Regions from separate parts of the Homo sapiens genome. Here region 1 is linked to region 2. A link is an interaction called in ENCODE POLR2A ChIA-PET data of the cell type or tissue named here. Cell type or tissue: IMR-90. All regions are shown on one strand. Links, peaks and the distances in the headings refer to the core of each region. The heading gives the core; the rest is flanking DNA. Region 1 has its middle 96 kb from the start of LNX1-AS2. Region 2 has its middle 190 kb from the start of LNX1-AS2.

What was found. ChIA-PET counts read pairs that join two places held together with the same protein. Peaks named below come from ENCODE experiments on the same cell type or tissue, not always from the same donor. Only the 100,000 strongest peaks of a DNase experiment are listed, where the experiment ranks them.
Region 1: POLR2A ChIA-PET joins it to region 2 with 8 read pairs; 2 of 35 experiments call an interaction of 5 or more read pairs at or near these places.

Annotation. Positions count from the first base shown.
Region 1 is chr4:53,687,071-53,689,881 of GRCh38, reverse strand. No RefSeq gene overlaps it. Among named protein-coding and RNA genes, the nearest start is that of LNX1-AS2, 96 kb to the right of the region's middle. RefSeq lists enhancers at 1,404-1,613, 1,644-1,693. In IMR-90, for the core only: no CTCF peak of the experiment used is centred there; a DNase peak (open chromatin) is centred at 1,461; H3K27ac peaks cover 1,138 bases.
Region 2 is chr4:53,785,564-53,788,374 of GRCh38, reverse strand. No RefSeq gene overlaps it. Among named protein-coding and RNA genes, the nearest start is that of LNX1-AS2, 190 kb to the right of the region's middle. In IMR-90, for the core only: no CTCF peak of the experiment used is centred there; a DNase peak (open chromatin) is centred at 1,494; H3K27ac peaks cover 2,343 bases.

The DNA.
Region 1 (2,811 bases), core at 266-2,765, 99 kb after region 2:
AGAGGAGGAAAAGGAGAACATAGGGACTCAGGTGCTTGAAGTGTGGTGGATTTGGTCCTACCAACAGAAGTCCTCTTCAGTTGTTCTTATTTTCTCAGAAAAATATTCAGCTGATAGTAAGGAAGTAGAAGGGTGCTGAAGTTTTGAGAAGTGGGAAGGAGATATGGCGAATTAGCCACGAGATCAGGAGAGGAAGTGGGATAGAAGATGTATTTGAATTGAGGAGCAATGGAGGCTGTCCACCTGAGATGTATGGTCTTTAATTTAAAGTGAGATCAGTCAGTTGTGTGTTTAATGTCAACCAGTTTAGCGACATGGGGGACAGGTGTGAAGTAGGCAGTGAGAATCAAATGATGACACTTTGGTGGGGGAAGACACTAGAGATGAAGAGTTCAGCTGGGTGTGTGTTGGGTTTGAAATACCTGAGGAGATCCAGGTGAAGCTGTCTTGTAGACAGTTGGAAATGAAGAATCTGTGCTATAAATAAAGATCTGGGAATCACTGATTGATTAAAAAAAAGTTACAGAATGTGTCCTGTGCACCAGATACTGTTCTAAGCCAGACATTGTTCTAAGCACCGGGCACAACAGAGAACATAAGACAGAATCTCTGTCCTCATATAGGGCTTGTATGCTGGTGAGGAGGGGCATCATGAATAGCTCAGTCATTTCCAAAGAGAGAGATCTGCAGCCCAGGGGATGTGCAAGATGATCCCTTGAAATGCGAGCAGGAACTATTTGAACTCACATTTACATTTTTCTTATCATCTTTAATATCTATTTTTATATGTGTCTCATTCATTTTCTAAAATGCTAACACAGTAATACATATATTATTATATAAATAAGTATGGATATGTTTGGAGAGACATGCTCAAAAAGTATTTACTGATAGAGATGCTTGATTAGAAACATTTGAAAACCACTAGCCATGTGTGAGATAGTAGAAGATGAAGAAGATGATGAAGATAAGTCTCCCAAAATTGACATCAATAAAGATGTATACAAGAAATTAGATTAGCTCTGTAGAGCACAGTCTCTGAATTATTCCATCCTGGGTTAACATTTTTAAGTAATGAGCCTTCCAGAAATGGGACTAAATAAAGGTATCAGGAAGAAACTTATAATGATTTTGCTGTCAAAAAATAGAACAGGCTGCCATGTGACAAGTAGGCACATTCAGCAGAGGCAAGATGCCTGTTGGTGAGACAGGCTGTGGAGGAAGTCCTCACCAGGGCCGCACTGATTTCAGAGGGAAGATTGGACCACAAGACCCTCAAGTGCCTTGTAACTCTAAGCATCTATGAGTGTATGAAGAATAAGCTGGGAATTTGGAATTATAATAATCTCTTTATGTAAGGAATTGGATTGAGGAAGGGTGAATCATAGCCTTGCATCTACAAACAGAGGGGTGATGGTCTGCCCAGATTACAGCCAAGGGAGAGCTGCAGAATGTGTCAGCATTTCCAGCTTGCTTCGTGGGAGAGGGTGCCTGAGTAGCAGATGTGAACATTTTGGTTTCTGTGGTTGGTATTTTCCTATAGTGGAGAAGAGTGACTCATGAGGTCCACACAGCCAGATGAAAATCACCCTAGAGAGGCAGCTCAGAATAGTGGAAAGTTACTCCATGGACTGTTGTCTTCAGTGCTTGCAGGTAAAGAAACTGAAGCTCAGAGAGACTAAGCAAGTAGGCTGGAGCCACCCAGCTGAGAAGTGGTGGAGCTGGGATTCAAAGCCAGGGCTATCTAGCTTCAAATTCCATGTTTACTCTGCTACATGGTAAATTTAAGAAATCCTTTAGGAAAAACTCAGAGGGGTGTAGATGATCAAAGAAGTGAGACTATATTTCTTTTCTTTTCTTTTTTTACTTTAAGTTCTTCAAGTTCTGGGATACATGTGCAGAATGTGCATGTTTGCTACATAGGTATACATGTGCCATGGTGGTTTGCTGCACCTATCAACTCATGATCTAGGTCTTCAGCCCCGCATGCATTAGGTACTTGTACTAATGTTCTCCCTCCCTTGCCCCCCAACCCCTGACAGGCCCTGGTGTGTGATGTTCCCCTCCCTGTGTCCAAGTGTTCTCATTGTTCAACTCCCACTTATGAGTGAGAACATGCGGTGTTTGGTTTTCTGTTCCTGTGTTAGTTTGCTGAGAATGATGGCTTCTAGCTTCATCCATGCTCCTGCAAAGGACATGAACTCATCATAAGAATGTATTTCTAAGGATACAGATTGGCTACTGTAACAAAGACAGCCAAGAAATACCAAAACCAGAGAATTAAACAAGATAGAAATATTTTTTCCTCATACTTAATGGTCTGAGCACAGGGAGTCCAGGGCTTATATGACAGGTCCATTTTGTTGGGGCCCAGGTTCCATCTAACTCTCGGCTCTGCTGTCTCATGTTGTTGCCTTTATCTGCATGGCTAAAGACTGTATAGCTCCCCAACACACCACCTTGGTCTGTATTTCATCTAGTGGAAAGAGGGAGAAGGAGAGGGAAGACGTACTTCCTTCTCTTAGGTGTGACGCAGTTGTTGTACACCTTGCTTCTGGTCACAGCTCCTTGGACACTGAGTTATGATGGAAGCTGGGAAACGCCTTCATTCCAAGGAGCTATATGACTAGCAAAACTCAAAGATTCTATTTCTAAAAGGTGAAAGGGAAAATAGATATTGACAGGCAATCAGCAGCCTCTGGCACATTAAATTATATCTATTAGAAGAACAAGAAAAAAGAAAAATAAAGGGACTTTTAGACTATTCTAAAGGAAAGGGAAGGAGGGCTCTCCAGGTCTAGGAAACAGCTT
Region 2 (2,811 bases), core at 79-2,578:
GTGAGATGTAAGCACTGGGATGCCCTCTCCGAAGCTCTGTAAGTAGGCTAGTTCAGCAGGCACTTGCCATTTACCCTTCCCATCTTTTTTTCCTGCCTGAAATAGAGATAGGATGGCTGAAGCTCCAGCACCCTAGTTGAATCATGTGGCCATATTAAGAATGGAAGCCTTGGACTACGGCCAAATTGACAGATGAGGGGCAGAAGGATAGACAGTGCCTGAATCCCGGGTGATGATGAGACAGCATAATAGTCTTAGGCTGTCTATCTCTTAACTTTTCATTACATGGTAAATATAAGCACCTGCATTGTTGAGGTCACTGTATCTTTGATACTCACTACTAATGGCAAATGATGCATTTCCCCTTGACCAAAAAATATGATTAAAGGCTGGCCTGATTGATGGTAGAATCTCTGTGTAGGCAACTGGTTCCTTCTCTGACCTGTCCTCTCTTTTTCTCTCCTATGTTAATACACACCTACAGTGGACTGAATGGTGGCCCCAAAAAGATATGTCCTTGTCTTGATCCCTGGAACCTATGAATGTTACCTTACTTGGGAAAAGAGTCTTTGCAAATATAATTAGGTGCCAGGAGCAGTGGCTTATGCCTGTAATCCCAGCACTTTGGGAGGCCAAGGTGGGTGGATCACCTGAGGTCAAAAGTTTGAGACCCGCCTGGCCAACATGGTGAAACCCCGTCCCTACAAAAAATACAAAAATTGGCCTGGTGACAACGTGACATGCACCTGTAATCCCAGCTACTTGGGAGGCTGAGACAGGAGAATTGCTTGAACCCGGGAGGTGGAGGTTGCAGTGAGTCAAGATTGTGCCACTGCACTTCAGCCTGGGCGACAGAGCGAGACTCCATCTAAAAAATATATGTATTTAATTAGTTAAGAATCATAAGATACAGAGATCATCATGGATCATCTGAATGGATCTTAAGTTCAACTACAAGTATCCTTATAAAAGACACAAAGAAGAGAAGACAGACAGAAGATAAAGAGACAATGTGACCATAGTCACAGAGATTGGAGGGTGCAGCTGATCCAGAAGCTGGAAGAGACAAAGACTGGCTTCTTATCTAGAGCCCTCAGAGAGAGTGTGGCCCTGCCAACACCTTGATTTCAGGCTTCTGGCCTTCAGAACTATGAGAGAATACATTTCTGTTGTTGTAAGCCACCCAGTTTGTGATCATTTGTGATGGCAACCATAGGAGCCTAATGCATGCCCATTGGCACACTGCATTCCAGGCTTGTGTTGGGGCTTCAAACCCTCTGTGACCGCTCAATAAATTCTTCCTGATCCTGTTGGATGTGTTCTCACATCAGACACTCTCAGGCCAGACTGTTCTCCCTTCCTGAGGGAGAAAGAAGCAGGCCGATGACATTGACATTCCCTGCATATTCCCTTTTGCAGACTCTGTAAACAGCTGTATTCCTGTGGCAGCTGCAAGCCAACCAAACACAGGAGAGTAAAACCATTTGTAACCATCTGGAGGACACAGCCAGATCCTCTTTGCTCTGAAATGCCTCCGAGTTTAGAAATCTAAACACATATTCCAGTTTGTCAAACTTCCTGAAGGACTGGGATATATTATATGGTTGCACAACACAGCTCGATGATTGCACTGCCTGCGTCTCCCTCCACCCCCACACTGGGACCTATGTTAGGAGAGAAGGTGGGCTGCAGAGGGCTGGAGCCAGAGGATGGAAAACAGAGGAGCCTGGTAAGCAGGCTTAAGAATCAAGAACCTTCCACTGGGCTATAGAAAGAAAACCTGTCATGCTCCTTTCATCAGAGCTAAAAAGCAGTATAGGGTGGTGGTTACATGTTGGTGCCAGTGGTCCCAAATTGCTAACCAGTTGTGTGTCTTTGACCAATTCAATCTCTAAGATCTGTTTTACTTATTTGCAAAATGGGGATAGTAACTACACCTACCTCTTAGAGTGTTGTGGGGATTACGCAGGCTAAATGTATGAAAAGTACCTTGGGCACTACCTGGTTCAAGGTAGGTATATATTAACAGAAACAGCTACTGTGAAATAGTCAGGAGAATCCATGATAATAAAGGCAGCAGGCTCTTCCCCAGCCACAGAAATCTGTCAACAACGCATCCGTTTCCTGTGGACGAGTTATTAAAAAACTTCCACAACTTATCGGTGTATGTTTTTTTTTTAGTTTGTTTTTAAACAAACTAAACAGGGCTGGCCAAAGCCTCATACCACAAAATTCTTCCATGCCTTCACTCATGCCTACAATTCCACTGCTAAAAGCTTCACCCTCTAGAATCAAGGGCGCTAAGCAAACTATCTGCAAAGGGCCAGAGAATAAATATTCTCGGTTTTATAGGCTACATGTGGTCTTCCTTACATATTTTTCTCCTTCTTTTTAAAATTTATAATAACATTTAAAAAATATGAAACACATTTTTTTTTTAACTGGAGAGGGTAAGCAGGCCACATTGGGCTCAAGAACGACAATTTGCCAACCTGCGTTTAATGAGACTCAGTTTTCTGATTAAATTATCATCTGCATAAAGGAGGCTCTGGGAGGGGAAGGGTTCTGAGGGGGGAAGGGGTTTTCTCTCTTCTGTGCCTCTGCCTCTGTCTCTGTCAGGAGAGGAGAGATGGCAGTGATGGTCACAGAGGAGAGGACCCACTGAAGGGACTAAATGGCTGAAAGACATAAAATAGACCTGGATGCCTGAATCAAATCTCCACACTGTCTGATTCTGCCTGAAGCCAGCCTTTTTCACAGTATTCAACCATTAGGGAAGAACAAGTGAGAACTAGATTCACATCTGCACTT